Linked DNA regions of Mus musculus: region 1 is linked to region 2. A link is a loop called in an ENCODE intact Hi-C map of the cell type or tissue named here. Cell type or tissue: heart. All regions are shown on one strand. Links, peaks and the distances in the headings refer to the core of each region. The heading gives the core; the rest is flanking DNA.

Region 1 (7,823 bases), core at 1,903-6,902, 210 kb after region 2:
TGTTGTCCTCACAAAGTGGACCAGTCTCCACCAGTTCTCTTCATCTCCTCCCCCATTTCCGGCATGCTACCTTAATCTCATTCCCACTTATTTTTCCATCACTGGCTTACAGTTCTACCAGATTTTTGTACTTTTGCAGGGCTAGTTTCGCCTTATCTGACTATTTACAACTTGAATTCCCTCCGACTCTCAAATAAATGCTGTTAGTTATCTTAGTCCAGATTCCCTTTGTTCTGTTGTAAGCTCTCTGGTACTAACTCATACTGATGTGAACATTCCTCAGCTCCACGTTCAGCCAACCACCTTTGTGCATTGCCCCTGAATGATGCCGTATATCAATCACCCTTGCTCTGGCAGAGAAGGCCCTGCAAGCAGCATTCTTTGTTTTTCTATGGGAAATGCCATCGTTTTTTACTCGTTGTGTGTTTCAAGGAATTTCTGCCTGTGGACTAAGATATTTAGCTCCTAAGGATTTTTTAAAATTCTCAATCTAATGTTTTTCAATGTGGTAAGAAAAGCATATGACATTTACCCTTTTCACCATTTTAGCCAAGTGTGCCCTGAAGTGTTTGTGCATCATCAGTACACTTCCAGCTTGCACAGACTGCTCTCCTCCTGCAGGCCCCACCAGCTGCCTACCACCTTCTTTTCCCTGTGGATTTGCCCGTTCAGAACATTTCTTAGAGATGAAGCCACGCGATATGTACCCTCCGTGATAAGCTTTCTCCACGTCATGTGTTCTTCAGAGTCTGTTCCTACTGTAGCGTTTCCACACTTCATTCCTGTTTATGCCTGGATAATATTTCATTGCATGAACAGACTATATTTTGTTTATCTATTTATGCAGACTTTTTTTTAATCAGACATTAGATCAGATGAGTAACACAGTAGCATTGCTAAGTGCTGTGAATGGTATGTGGTCCGCATCTCAGCAGCCAGGCTTATGGATGCTGCCTTTGTATGGAGGCTGTACAAGAAGCTCCAACATGCTGGCTGGATGTCCCTCACTTGCTTTCTCCCTTTGTTCAGGGTACGGGTGACCACATTGTATTCCATTTTTAAAAACCATTTCTTTTCTAAGTTTTAAAAAATATAGCTAATATTTCTAAAAGTAAAATATAACTAAATTATACATAGCTAATATTTCTGAAAGTAAAATATACCTAAATTATTGAGCACCCTACCACCCTCAAACAATTACTATTATCAATGTGTATCTTTTTGTGCTTCCTCCAACAGCATGGAAGGAGCCCAGCATCTATCTTAACTGTCCATGTCAACTGGGTTCTTTCAAAACCTGTCTCTCCTTTGATGAGCTTAAAGTGTCTTTCAACCTTGGCTAGAGAGTGAGTTGGCAGACTGCTCGCCCAGTGGTCATATTGGACAAATACATCAGCAGTGATCACTGGTCCATGGCATCCCAAGTTCAGTGTGGCCTGAGCATTTTGGTGTGGCTCCTGTCTCACTGATGTTCTGTCAGAATCTCAAGATAGGTGTGGCTAGGGAAATGCTAACTGTGACGTTAAGTCTCTACCCATGGGTCCATTCCTGTCCTGTCATGGAAATGTGATAGCTGAGAGAGCGTAAGGAAGTCTACCATTCCCCAATAAATGTCCTGTGCATTCCCTGCAGCAGACACTCTCTCATATGAGCACGACGACCCAGCCTTCCTTAGTAGGCTTTTTATACGCATTCACAGCTTATAGAAGAAAGAGACCAACTTCCAGGGTGATGGCTCTTTCCTCCTTCTCCTAACCCAAAACCAAACCACTATTGTGTAGTTATGTTACTGCATTGTTTTCTGGTCACATTTTATATCTCCTCCCCAGCTGCAGCCCCCCGATAAAGGGTTCCCCATGTGGTGTCTCTAGGTTTGCTATACTGCTGTTTCCTGCCTGGTACATCAGCAGCTCACCCAGGCTCGGTGGCACTGGGCATAGTAACTTTTCAGCTAGAACTGGCGGTACCTAGCACAGCAGCAGCTTGCCGAGGCCTGGCAGTACTGCTGATTCTGGGAGGTGTGGCTTCGCAGCGGCTCACTCATTCCTGTTCTATTTCTGCTTGTTGCTATTTGCTGGGCCTTCTGTGGAAGAACTGAGCATTGATTCTGTTCATCGTAAATAGATATGGTAAGAGATGTGCATCTCCTTCCCTCACTTAAGCTGTGGCATATTCTGGACCAGTCCTGGATCTCTATAGGTGATTCTAACAATAGAAAGTCCCAAATACTACCTCACAACTCAGCTAGGAGGTTGAGTATTCTAGAACTTGGGAGGCCTGATGAATTCCCAAATCATTTTAGGTTCTATTATTTCCACCTGTGACTTCTCTGAATTTCATTTTTTCTTACCCACTGGGAAAAAAAAAAGACAGAAAGAGGGTTGGGGAGACAGCTCAGCTGTTAGGAGTATTTGCTGTTCTTACAGAGGACCCAGGTTCAGTCTCCAGCACCTACATGGTGACTCACAACCATCTGCAACTCCAATTCTGGGAGATCCAATACCCTCTGATGGCTCATGTGCCGTTTGTCCACAGACACCAGGCATGCACCTGATGAACATATATGCATACAGGCAAGCACTCATACACACAAAATAACAATAAATACATTAAAAAAACTTTAAAAGATGGAAAAATAATGAATTACCTACTTCATTAAATTATTATAAGGCACTTATATTCCAGTGTTTGCGATGCATTAGCCTGGTGCTCAGAGTCAGAATGTGCCCATTAAGGTTCACATATAGCTCCATCTTCCCCTGTAGTTGAGTCTGCATGACTCGTTGCTGACATTGGTGGATGCAACCTGACCCTGACTCTCTAGCCTTCTCTCTGTGTGTTACAGGGAATTCTATGAAGAAGCGTGATCAGCCTGTTCTTTCTAAAGCCTCAGGGTAAGTTCTGGAATGCTCAAGCCAGAGTAAGGGTTGGATTGTCTTTTCCTGCTGACTTAGCACGCATAGGTATAGGGCATATGTCTTACATATCCTAGGTTGTAATAACTGAAGAATGGGGGCCTAGTGGTACATTGAGAGCCATTCCCCCAGCATCTCCTGACCTGGAAGCCTCTGTGGCTAGCATCTTTGGCTCATCTGCTAAATAGTAAGGGAATGGAGGAATGTGCCTATGGTCTTCAAAGGATTCTCCACAATTAAGATAATAATGGATAGAAATATGAGTAGATTTAGAAGTGTTAACAATAGCTGCTGTCACAGACGAGCCCCAGATCTAGGTGGCTCAGCCCAAACTTATTTCTTAACTTGTTCTTGAATGGATGAGAGCTTCCCACATTCTCTCTAAGGAGCCCGTACTTTCTCTGTTTTGTAGCTCCATCTCCTGGAGCCTCTACACCTAGCTAGAATATTGGGCAGAAAACAGAGCGGAGAGCCTTTCTGGAAGTTTCCATAAGTCAGCTCTGGAGGTTGCATACAGCAAGAATGCTCTTGGTCTATTGTCCAAAATCCAGGCTTTAGACCAGAGTTAAGGTTTAAGGGAGGCTGGTAGATGTGACACAGATGCATGCCCGTGTGATAGAGGTGATACATTCTGGTGCCACAGGGAGAGAAGATGAGTTAGAAGAAGTATTTGAGGCATGGAGTTGGGAAAACAACCCTCAAATGGTTTCTGAGTGGCTATCCAGTCTAAATGGATTCTCTGTTGACTTCTTTCTCGAGACAGATTTCCAGGGGAGACTCGTCCTAGCATCTGGGGTGAGTGCCCACCAAAGTTTGCCACCAAGCTGGGCAGAGCTGTGGTCAAAGAAGGGCAGATGGGGCGATTCTCCTGCAAGATCACTGGCCGGCCTCCACCACAGGTCACCTGGCTCAAGGTAAGGCTTTGTCCACCCAGACTCTGGCCCTTCCCAGGAAGCCCGAGAGCTCACACCCTGGGAATCTGTCTTTCCAGTTAGTTCCTTCTGTTTCAACCCCGGTCGTTTCCCCAAGGTTCTGAGTATATGTGATAGTGACATTCTACTCTAGGGTCCCCTGCTGTCACTCAGACCATGGTGTTCTCTTCCTCACCTCACAAAACAACAGAAAGCTTTTGTTCAAAGACAGACGAAGCACCTCAAGGAAGGAGTTTGAATTGGGGCACTAATTTTCAGGGAGCCGTTCTATGGTTCTTGAGGCATGTGACACTAGACAAGTCACTTAAACCTTTGGAACCCAGTCTCACCAGCTTTGAGGTAGGAGTAATGCCTCAGCATGTTAGGAGGACGCTCCGTGTGGAAGTGTTTTACAGACCACTCATAACCAGACCAAGTGGAGAGAGGCAGAAGAGATGGTGGTACCAGGTAGTAAGAAAGGTGGAGATGGAACAGGGCACTGAGGGATGTCAGGAAGGGTGGGATCAAGGCCAGAGAGAGAATAGGTTTTTCAGAGAAGAAACTTTTGAGTAAGATGAGTAGTAGGACTCCTTTTACCTCTTTTTGATTCTTCTAAACTCACCCTCAGGGGAAAAAAAAAGGAAGGCAGGAAAAAAAATGAAGGGAGAGATCCAGGGTGTCCTCACACTCCATTCCTTCAAAGAAACACAGGCCCTCTGAGGCAGTTTCCACACGTCAGCAGCAAGCCTCTGCAGGAGCCTCAAGGCTGAATGCTCAGGGGTGACTGTTTCGGTCTTCTTTCTGTTAGTGTGTGAAACACCACGACCAAAAGCAACTTGGAGAGGAAAGGGTTTGTTTTACTTACACCCCCACATTATAGGGCATCCCTGAGGAAGTCAGAGGGGGAACCTGGAGACAGGAGCTAAAGGACAAGCCATGGGTGAATGTTGCTTACAGGCTTACTCTATAGCGTGCATAGTTTGCTTTTTCCCACACACCAGAACCACCCGCCCAGGGACAGCATGACCCACTGTGGGCTGGGCCCTTCCACATCAATCACCAATCAAGAAAATGTTCCCCAGTCTTATCAGTAGGCCCGCCTGATGAGACTTGAGGTGGTTCCGTCTTCTCAGAGGGCTCTACCTTGTGTCACGTTAACAACAGACAAGCAAACAGAGTCGTCGCCAGGATGAATCTCTGGAGACCACAGAACAGATGCTGTGTACTCAAGCCCTGGTGTCCATTCTGCAGGACTAGAGGAAAGGCGGGCCAACTGGGTCAAAGAGAGCAGACGTCTGTAACCAAGCTCTCCTGTTGCCACTTGTAGGGAAATGTCCCGTTGCAGCCAAGTGCCCGTGTGTCAATGTCAGAGAAGAATGGCATGCAGATCCTGGAGATCCGTGGGGTCACTCGGGATGACCTGGGCGTGTACACCTGCATGGTGGTGAATGGGTCAGGGAAAGCCTCCATGTCGGCGGAGCTCTCCATCCCAGGTATTGGGGGCCGATGCAGAGGGACCCTTCCCTGGTGTCAGAACCAGCATAGACGGAGCTGTTCCTAACACCGCTTGTGTGTATGCATGTGAAGGACAAAGTTTTCAACTAGAAGAGAAAGGCCTAGAGGAAGATGCTATGAGCTGCCTGCTCGCTTCATTTGTGTCCCTAACTAGACCCTGCCCCTTCAATGTCCTCAGTCCTTCCTCCTAGCTCAGGTAGGAGGGTCCCTAGGCAGGTGGCCCTGGTGTGTATGAAAAAGCAAACTACGCAAGCTATAAAGTGTTAGCCTATAAGCCACATTCTTCCATGGCTTGTTTTCATATCTCTGACTGTGGGAAGAGTGAGTGGATGTGATGATGCTCTGTCACCTCTCCTGCCTGACATGTAACTTGTCCATTCTGTCCATCAAATCAGATGTGTATAAAGTGAGGACATGCCTGCTCTAAGGCAGAGTTGAAGAGAAGGTTTTTATTGTAGATGTGAGCGAGCATACACCCAGAGGCATCTGGAAGGGTCCAGAACAGAAAAAGAAATGAGTAGACTAAACGTGGTTAGCACGCTGAAGCTGGCCGTGAGATGGGGAGAGACAGAGAGGAAGAGAAGCAACCAAAGATGACCAAGAGGGAAGTATAGCTGAAATGGTGGGGTTGTATAGGAGTGAAAAGCTGGGGAAAGATTAGCCCATGAGCTGGAGAAGTTTAGGGTGGGGGTGGCATGCAGAGAACTGGGAAGAGCTACAGATATTGAGTGAGGCTGGAGGCCAGCATGTGCTTTGGTATGCTAAGAGGAACCTCAGTTAGCCCTTGTCCCAGGTTTCTTTTAGACCCTACAAAATTCTCACTCAGCCTAACTCTTTCTACCCAGGATCCTCCTCACCAGAGTGGACATGTCAGCACGCTGCTCTTCCTTGCTTCTGTCCTCAGCCCTGTCTGTTCTTCCTCTGCACTCTCTCTCATCACCTGCTTACAGTCTCTAGCCTTCCCCAAGTCCAGCCTGCCCCGTGCTCACGGACTAGTCACAGATATGCCTTGGGCTTGAGGATCAGAAAGGGAAGCCACCTCATCGCCTTCCTCCTCCTGTATCCCCCACTTCTGCCTGTGATTCCCCCTTTTGTATCTTATTCCATTCCTTAGAAACTATGGATTTTTGAGCGCTCTCTCTCTCTTTCTCTTTCTCTCTCTCTCCTCTCCCTTCATCCATGTATCACTTTATCATCAATCATCTATCTATCTATCTATCTATCTATCTATCTATCTATCTATCTATCTATCATCAAACATCTATCTCTTTATAATCTATCTCTCTATCATCTATCCATCCATCCATCCATCTACCATCTCTTTATTTTGGTTTAAGTGTTTTCCGCAGTCCCCAGGAAGAAACTTGTATGTGTAAGTGTATTTATTTACCTGAGACAAGTGTCATGGAGCCACCCTGAGACATCCCATGTGCCGCCCACTGGTATTTTCTGTCCCAGCAGATGCAATTAAAACAAGAAACTCCAGTCCTGATCAAAGAATGTGACTTGGCCACTCCCCATGGGTTGGGAACTGTCAGGCCTCTGCAGCAAGGTTTAGCCACCCTTTCTTATTTTCCACAGCCTTGCATTTAAAAGCCTCTCCCTCTTAATGCCTATAATGACAAAATGATACACGGCTGGGATTTGTTTGAAAGTACTCAAAAACAAACACACAGAATAAGAGAAAAGAGATGGGCAGGACTGGTAAAATTGTTCTATCCTCACCGTGCTGGAAGCTTTCAAGGACTTGTAATATCTGCCTTTCTACTAGTAGATATTTTGGGATTTTCCACGATACTATTTAAAAAAGCAGTAGACATGGTAAGAAAACAATATATTGTATTTTTCTGGGTGTGTAAAATGTTACTTCCTTTGTATGTTTCTAAAGCACTTATCTGTCCAAAATGCACTTTTTTTTTTGGGGGGGGGCAGTTCAGAAGGCTGAAGGTAGCCAAGTGTTGTTGGCCTTTTCACTAGAGGGTTTGTCCCTTGATATGTGGCTCGGTTGATAATGCATCCTCCTGTTTGGTGAAGCAGAATGGAGTCCGTGCCCTCAGGCCCCGGCTGCTGTTATAAAGCCCAGTCAGAGAAGTGTCTCTAGTGTGAGAAAGCTCTCTCGGCCTACCCAGAGCCCTGAGCAGGGAAGCTCTGTACTAAAGAAAAAAAATGTCACCTTCTCATTGTCTCTGCTTGGCATATAAAATAACCAGCTGTCTTTCTGCCCCTCTTCCAGGTTTGGACAATGCCGCTAGGTATGTCTTTCTTCATAATTGTTGCTTTCCAGCTTATACTCCGCACAGAACAGCAGCAGCTAAATGCCCTGACTTCTGAAGTCCTTGTGTAGGAAATGAGGGTTGGCTCAGAGGACCGCTTTCCTTGGGGTGCTTTGCTCTGTTTTCCTGGGGTAGTTTGCTGCCTGGTTTGATTGGAGGTTCCATCCGTAAGAAGTTTCTTGGGACGCTCAGTGCTGTGTCTTCCTCAG
Region 2 (7,823 bases), core at 1,008-6,007:
GGTTCCTCATAGACGTGCATGCCTTCAAGCTGATTATAGACCCTGCCTAGAATCTAGATATCAACCATCATGCAGCTCATTGCAAAAAATCCATTCTGTTTCTTAGTTTCATCCTATGTAGAAGGATATCTACCTGTGGGCTGTTTTAAGAATTGAAAGTGAAAATGTGTTTATAATATCTAGCATGATAGTTGGCACAAGACACTCAAGGATGTAATTGATTACTTTTCAGAAATTGATAGAAAATAAGCGGAGAGAATGGAAAATTTTAAGAAAGTCTGAGCATCAAGGAAAGATAAGAGGAACAGGGGATATACTGCAGATGTTTGCTGGGCTTGGATCTCCTGTGTGTACCTCAGCTCTGAGCTGGTGGAGGCAGGAGAATCATTGGAGCTTACTAGCTTTCAGCCTCGCCAAGAAAAATATAAGCTCCAATTTCATTCAGGAAGAGGCCCTGACTCAAAGGAATAGGGAAAAGTGACAGTGGAGGACATTGATGCCTGCTTCAGGCCTCTGAGAATGCACATGGGGGCAAATACCCTTGAACACACGCTCAGGTGCATACACTCACATGAGTGTGAGCATGCGCGTGCACACACACACACACACACACACACACACACACACACACATACACACACTTTTCAAAAGATCCTATCAAGAAAAGTAAAGATGGTAAAATAGTGGAACCAGTTTCTTGGTTCCTCAGAAACGTGGTTGAACTTAACATGTGACCTAGCCAGCCTACCTCTGGTTACATACCCAAAAACGGAAAGCAGAGAACAATTAGATATTATGTACACGTGTTCATAGCAGCACTGTTAAAGTCCCCAAAAGATGCCAACAGCCCTTTCTAAGTGCCCAAACGGGTACATATTTATGGAAGGTCATACAAACCTAAAAAGGATGGAGATTCTGGTGCATGCTACAACATTCATGAAGCTGAAAGATGTTATACTTCATAAAATAAGCCAGCTCTGGAAGGACAAAGGTGTGCGACTCATGAGCATAGGGTACCTAAAGGTTCTCAAATTCACAGGATCGGAAAGGTGGAGTCATGGTTGTCAGTGGCAAAGAGAAAGAAAGCCTGGGTCTTTTGTTCAGTCACAGTTTCCATTTGGTGAGCATGAAAGGGCTCTGGAAATGGGTGGTGTTGCTGACTACACAACAGTGTAGATGAATGCATTGCCACGGAACTGTAGGCTGAAAAGGATTAACATGGCAAATCAGATATTTTTAATAATGATTAATAATCATTTTACCAGAGTAAGTTAAGATACACACAAATAAGATAAGCCATCTAAGACACTGTCGTTTACCAAATGAAATAGGTTGGAAAAGTCATCAAAAACCAAAAATATACAGTTCACAGTGCTGCACTTGGTGGCTAAAACCTGTAATCCCAGCAGCTGAGGGTGGAAACAGGAAAACGGGGGACTTAACTCAGAACAAATGAGGTCAGGGCCAGCCTGAGCTACCTGAGACCCTGTCTCCAAACAAAACAAAAAGAGCTTGCAACAGTAGCTATGGAAAACATTGTTTAAACATAAAAAAATAAAATGTGTAATATAAATATAGCTATAAATATGACAATGAGACATCTATGCAGCTACCATCTGGCTTAAACATGCAAAGTTGCTAGTAGTCTCAAGACCCCTCTGGTATTTTTCTGATGACATCCCTCTCCTCGCCAACTCTAGATTGTTATTCATCATCCCTAGTCATTTCTACAATAACTAGGGGAGCCAAAGCAATATCCTGGATTCCCACGGGCACCACGAGACTCCCCCACGGAGGTGTACTTCCAATTATAGATATATGTATCACCCTCTCATGATTATTACAGTATTTAGGGGGATCCCAAACAATGCCCTGCTTCCCCCTGGTTACCATGAGATGCCCTCATGATGATGTAAGAACGGCAGTAGCCAAAGCGTTTATCCCGATAAAGGAAATCTTTCCCTAAAATGACGTGCCGCGAAGTCTCTCTCTTGTCAGTGTTAGCATCTAAACCAACTATTGCACAGTTGGTGGCTTCTTTTCATCTTCCATCTTTCCTGTCTTTGTGGCCTTTCCAGGTATGACTGTCCCTAGAGTTTAAAAGCCTGCTCTGTTGATTTCTGTACATAGCTGACACATTTAAGGCCTTTTATTGTGGTTAGAGATAAGCACGCATTCTTTCCAACTGTCTTAGTTTGGATTATTTTGGATTGATAAGGATTGGGGGGGGGGCTTTTTGTAAACTCCATTTCTCCTTTTTACATATATAGTGGTTACTTTTATGACTTTTATAATCTTTTATATTCGTGAAAAATGTTAGTAAAATGTAGACATAGTTGGCTCTTTAAGAAGTCTAAAATTAAACACGATCCCCTTCTTCCAAATAAACAAACAAACAACTAAAGAGGAGTGGAAATGCCACCTCTTAAGACCACAGTCTTTTCTTCTCAGGGTTTTCCAACTAGGCATTGTTGGTGTAGACCTAAACTTACAGCTGACCTGTGGCTTCTTGGGGCTGTTTCTCTCCCCACCCCACCCTGCCCCACCCCACCCCCCAAAATCTATGGAGACAGCTCTCAGTGCGCATCACTACACACAGGCTATTGTTTCCGGTTTGAGTTCTCACACAAAAGATGTTAGCCTTTGCGCCCACACCAAACATAGTGGCAGCCAGAAAGGGAAAAGGAGTTTTTAGTCTGGTCTTTTGCTTTCTCTCCCCTCCTTGCACTGCCATTCATATCCAGCATTTGAGTTCTTTCCAATCACATTAGCCTCCGGGTCAGCTCAGATTCTTCGGGTTCCCTATTCTGCCTGCGTTCTGTGTCACTTGTATCGTGGGGACCACCCACCAGAGAAACCCGCTGCTCAGACGTGGGTTTAAGCCAATAGAAAGACTTCTAGACTAGCAGAAACTCCAAAACGAGTGTTAATGTAGGGTCTAGAGGATCTCTTATTCTAAACAGCTTTCTTACGTTTCATGATTGCTTAGGACTCAAATAAAATCCTCGCGTTCTGTTTGGTCCTGTTTGTAGGTCAAGCGATCAATGCCTCAGACAGACAAGCAAGTATGCATCCCACCGGAGCTGCCGGAATTGCTGAAGCAGTTTACCAAAGATGCCATTCGGACCCAGCCTCCTGATCTCATACAGTGGGCAGCCGAGTAAGTTGTTTCTCTCGGATGGCAGATATTAAGAAAGGGTTTGTGGGAAACCGAGGAGGTTGGCAAGCCTGCAGTCAGGCAGTGCAGGCAGGTTAGTAGAAACTGGGTCTTTAAAATCCACACACAAATGTATCCACACACAGAGCCCTTCCCTAAACTAGCCAGATTGAGTAGTAACATGAGAACAGTAGGCCAAGTGTCCTGGGGCAAATAGAATCAGTTAGCTTACCATGTCAGCTAGCACATGCCCGCCTAACCCATCCCTGCATCCCATCTGCTTTCCTGGTTGGAAGGAGTTTAGGAATCTGGCTGGCACCTCCGCTCGCCTTTCCCCGGTTTACACCTGCAGCTTGTTTTCCTTCTTACCGCTAGATGGCAGCAGTGCACCTAGTGGAGCGGTGCGCGATCCCGCGGGGAGGAGGAGGAGGAGGTGGGATCTCTACAAGCTGGTTTCCTCTGATTAATGAAACACCTTCTTTCATGGCTGTGGAAACACATACTTGGGCAAGACTAAAGACACTTTGAACCCAGTCTTTGGGGAGAAAATTCTTTTTTAATTGATTTTTTTAAAAAATTGATCTTTCCCGTCTGCATGAAGATGTCCAAGGTCACATGGCTTTCTGGGAACGGTTGTAGAGCTGAAGAGGTCAAGTCGCTCTATGGTGTGCGTGTAGCACATAGCACACTGGCTCCTTGAAGAGCCCCTAGAGGCTGCTCGGTGGGTGAGCTTGCACAACAGGGGCGGACTTCACCGCAGCGGCTTTGCATAGAAAGCCTCTCAACTATGAAATTGTTTCTTAGACACACGTGCCTGCTGGAAAGTGGACAGCCTGGCTTGGTGCAGGGGGTTGGGAGCTAACAAGACCGTACTCTGGGGCCTTTTCTAGATGTTTTTATTGCTGGATGATTACTTCCTTAGAGGTGTCTCTGTGAGAAGATACCTCAGACTGTAGAGGGAGGGGCTAAGGAAAGAGAACCTCCAGCAGGTGGTGAAGACATCTAGGCTGAGCCAGAAGGAAGCTTTTTAGAATGGAAGGAAAGTAATGCAGTCTAAATGGAGTTGCTTTGCCTAGTCATGAATCCTGTGTCGTTTTCTATCTTGAATTGTATGCATTACCTCTAAGATTGGACTTTAACGTCAGAAGGCTAATTTCTTTTGGCATAGTCGGACAGATTTTGTTTTATGCCATATGATTGCTTCAAACCGCATTTTAACGTCCTTGTGCTTCTGCATTATCGCAAGAAAAGTGACATTTCTCGATATTGTCCCTGACATTCATGGAGGGAAACTTTTCCACCATGGTAACCTGCTGGCTCCGTATTGTATGATGTGCTATAAATTTTTTAGACATCCGTGCAAGATCAGTTTGTACTTCAAGTGCAGTGAGAAAGAGCATGACTTAAGAACATTCTCCATCCAGTTTAGACATCAAAGGCACTTACCGGATCGCTTTCTGTGGCTTACAATCTTGTGTTCTAGCAGATGGAACAGCACCGAGTATCTCCAAGATAAAATAGGTATTTAGTTCATAACATGCAAGAATTTCCTCGACAAAGAAGAAGCCAGCTCCCCACCATCAGCAGGGCCTATACTGATTTGTCCTGAAGCAAGCATGTGAGGCAGCCGAAATCGAAATCGGTAAAACTGCAACCACGGAATCATTCACTTGCAAATACAATGCAAAGATACAGAGCAATGAATCCGTGGGTGTGGCTACATTCTCTAACCAACTATACTAACAACTCCAAAGCTATTTGGAGAGCGCCACATATCCACCCAGGCACTTCTGTGGGACGGGATGCTGTAGTATTGCTGTCCCCGCTTTAAATCCCCTCCCCCACCCAATCTGATTGTAAGGTCAGGCCACATCCCAGTCTGGGTGCTCCACTGTACCACTTTCACCCAGACACTGGTCTGTCTACAGAGATGGCTCATGTACAGGGTCAAAAGTGTCAAAGTCTTTCTACAGCCGCTCCCACTGAGGACCTCTAGCCACAGACTGGAAGTTGCGTGTTCTGATTCCTGTCTCTTTAGTTCTGTTTGCTTTGTGTCTCAGAAAAGGGCAGTAGTTAGCGCTGTCCTGTAGACTGACCCTAAAATGGGCTTCTGTAAAACAGCACCCTCCCTCCCGGTGTTTTATACTACCTGGTGATGGAGGGGCAGGAATAAGACTTTGGGTGGAGACACCCCGGCGTCATATTGCTCACGCCCACTCCCTGTGGCAGTCAGCTTCTTTCCATATCACGCCAATCTTGACATAGGGTTTGACCTATCTTTCTCATCACTCCCAAACAGAGTCCACCCCACGAGGCAGTAGCACACAGCAGGCATATCTAACTGAAAATTCTGAGGGATGAAAGAACAGGACTGCTTCATAGACACCACATCCACTTACGCCGTTCCCTTCCTTGCCATGCCTCTCCTCCCGGGCCTTCCTGAGGGCCTTGCTCAAGCCCCACACAGGCCTCACTACCTCAAGCCAGAAACCCTTTCCCACTCCCCCAGGAACCATTCTATCTGCAAGTATCTTCATATAATCACGGTCTTCATGCCTACCAGATCCGCATGAATGGATATCCTATGCATATCCTAGGATCTCTCTGTCTATGAAAATAAAACACCAGGGCTAGAGAGATGGCTCAGTGGTTAAGAGGACTGATTGCTCTTCCAGAGGTCCTGAGTTCATATCCCAGCAACCACACAGTGGCTCACAACCATCTGTATTGGGATCTGATGCCCTCTTCTGGTGTGTCTGAAGACAGCTACAGTGTACTCATATACATAAAATAAATAAGTACATCTGAAAGAAAAGAAAAAGACTAAGAAGGGAAGGGGGTGGGGATGAGATTCATTGGCTGTTTATTATTCTTAGAGGAAAATAAAACCTTTTTATACCCTGATCACTCTTCATTCCTTAAAGTGGAAATAACACAATCAAACTTTCCCCATTTGCAAACAAACCACAGCTAAATACTGTCCTTTATCTACTCAGCCAAAAAAAAAAAAAAGTGAAGTAAATTCATAAGTATCTAGAGGCCACTAAAACCCGGGAGCCTCCTCTATCCCCCACCCCTTCTCTTGCAGATATTTCGGAGCCATGTCCCGTGGAGAGATTCCTCCAGTGAGAGAGAGGTCTGAACAAATCCCTTTGTCCAACTGGGCTGAGCTGACACCTGAGCTGCTGAAGGTCCTGCATTCTCGGGTAAGGAGCTCTAGGGATGCTGCGGAAACTGAGCGGTTACATCAGGGCGGTCTGAACGCCCGCAGGCAGCTGGCCGTTAGCACTGCCCCCAAAAGCTTATTAAGTCCTGGCCTCAAAGCGACTTGTCCTTCAGAGAAATGGGAATTAGTGTGGAAGAGACTGAATCCTTGAGCTGTCCTGGGGTCATCACAGATCCCCCCCCCCCCCCCAGATCTCAAAGGATATACAGGGGCTCAGTGTAATGCATACCACCTGTCTTAAAGGGTATCGGCATCACACTAACAGGGCCAGACGATGAGAGGTCTACCGCAGGCTGGTGTAAAAATAGCACACCCTTCTTGGAAAACCCTTCACACATTATCAAAGGAGTTAGCCTGTGAACGGGGAAAAAATGGACTGGCTTGAGAAAAATCTGTGCTTTGGCCAGTTGTTGGGATACAGTTGAGCGGCATGGTGCCCCACATTAGGATAGAGGATAGGGGAGACTTGGGTGATTTGGGGCACACTCAACCTTGGGCTCAGAGGCCCTGGCAATGTGTTGGAACCTTAATGAGGTACCCGCATCATGGCTGCATCCTTAGCTAAGGGGAATCTGTCACTCGCCTTCACTCTTTAGATGCCAAGACTTCTGTGGAGTGAACCCAGCAAAGCTCTCAAGGTCCTGGGACCAAACAATGTTAGATACCTATCCTAAACCCTAAGGTCAGCCATAGGGTGCCACATGTCACTCATGCAGAGACAGGAGGGACACACATGAGATTCAATACAGAGAACTATGTGTACTCTAGGAGAGATGTCTCAGCCAGCCTCTAATGTCCCATCTGCCTTCCAGGGCCAACCTAAGAACAAAATTAGAGACCATAAAGGCATCATAAGAAATGAAATGGACTCTACATGGGTCTCTCTACCATAATTCTGACATCTGGAGTTTAAAAATATTAAACTACATCACAGCATTACAAAGACAATTGTCAAACGGGATTCGCTGGCTCTCTCTAGCTCCCAGTTTCCCTCCTTGTGCTGGGAGAACTCAGAGCATCTTGCTTGTGGTCCTCATGTGTGTTTTGTGTGTTCCCTGTCCCGAAGGTTGCTGGCAGACTGATCATCCACGCAGATGAGCTGGCCCAGATGTGGAAGGTGCTGAATCTCCCCACGGACCTGTTTAACAGTGTGATGAACGTGGGTCGCTTCACAGAGGAGATCGAGTGGCTGAAGTTTTTAGCCCTTGCTTGTAGCTCTCTTGGAGTTGTAAGTGAGCTTTCTTGTGTTGTGTGACAGAGGATAGAGGGTGGTGGGTGGCTCAGAGGTAGACAGAGACTGGGGGTGGGGGGCTCCAGATCCAGTTCTTAGTATACCAAAACCAAATTTTGAAATGCCCCATCATTTTTCCCTGGGCCTGGAAGAACAATCTATCAGCACCCATTCAGCTTTCTCAGATGATAAAAGCAAAGCAAAGCCAA

Evidence for each region. A loop is a pair of places that touch in the nucleus more often than their neighbours do. Peaks named below come from ENCODE experiments on the same cell type or tissue, not always from the same donor. Only the 100,000 strongest peaks of a DNase experiment are listed, where the experiment ranks them.
Region 1: it touches region 2 in a loop (2.3-fold over the local background); 2 of 42 quality-filtered maps call a loop at or near these places.

Annotation. Positions count from the first base shown.
Region 1 is chr16:34,870,344-34,878,166 of GRCm38, forward strand. Mylk (myosin, light polypeptide kinase) reads left to right here. Exons shown (of 32, transcript NM_139300.3): 4 at 2,846-2,894; 5 at 3,679-3,829; 6 at 5,154-5,319; 7 at 7,575-7,593. Among named protein-coding and RNA genes, the nearest start is that of 1700119H24Rik, 65 kb to the right of the region's middle. In heart, for the core only: no CTCF peak of the experiment used is centred there; no DNase peak of the experiment used is centred there; H3K27me3 peaks cover 388 bases.
Region 2 is chr16:34,663,652-34,671,474 of GRCm38, forward strand. It overlaps Ropn1 (ropporin, rhophilin associated protein 1), which reads left to right. Exons shown (of 6, transcript NM_030744.2): 2 at 3,033-3,160; 3 at 6,246-6,363; 4 at 7,450-7,611. The coding sequence starts at 3,045. Among named protein-coding and RNA genes, the nearest start is that of Ropn1, 16 kb to the left of the region's middle. In heart, for the core only: a CTCF peak has its summit at 3,535 (motif pointing right); a DNase peak (open chromatin) is centred at 3,530; H3K4me3 peaks cover 661 bases; H3K27ac peaks cover 877 bases; H3K27me3 peaks cover 1,438 bases.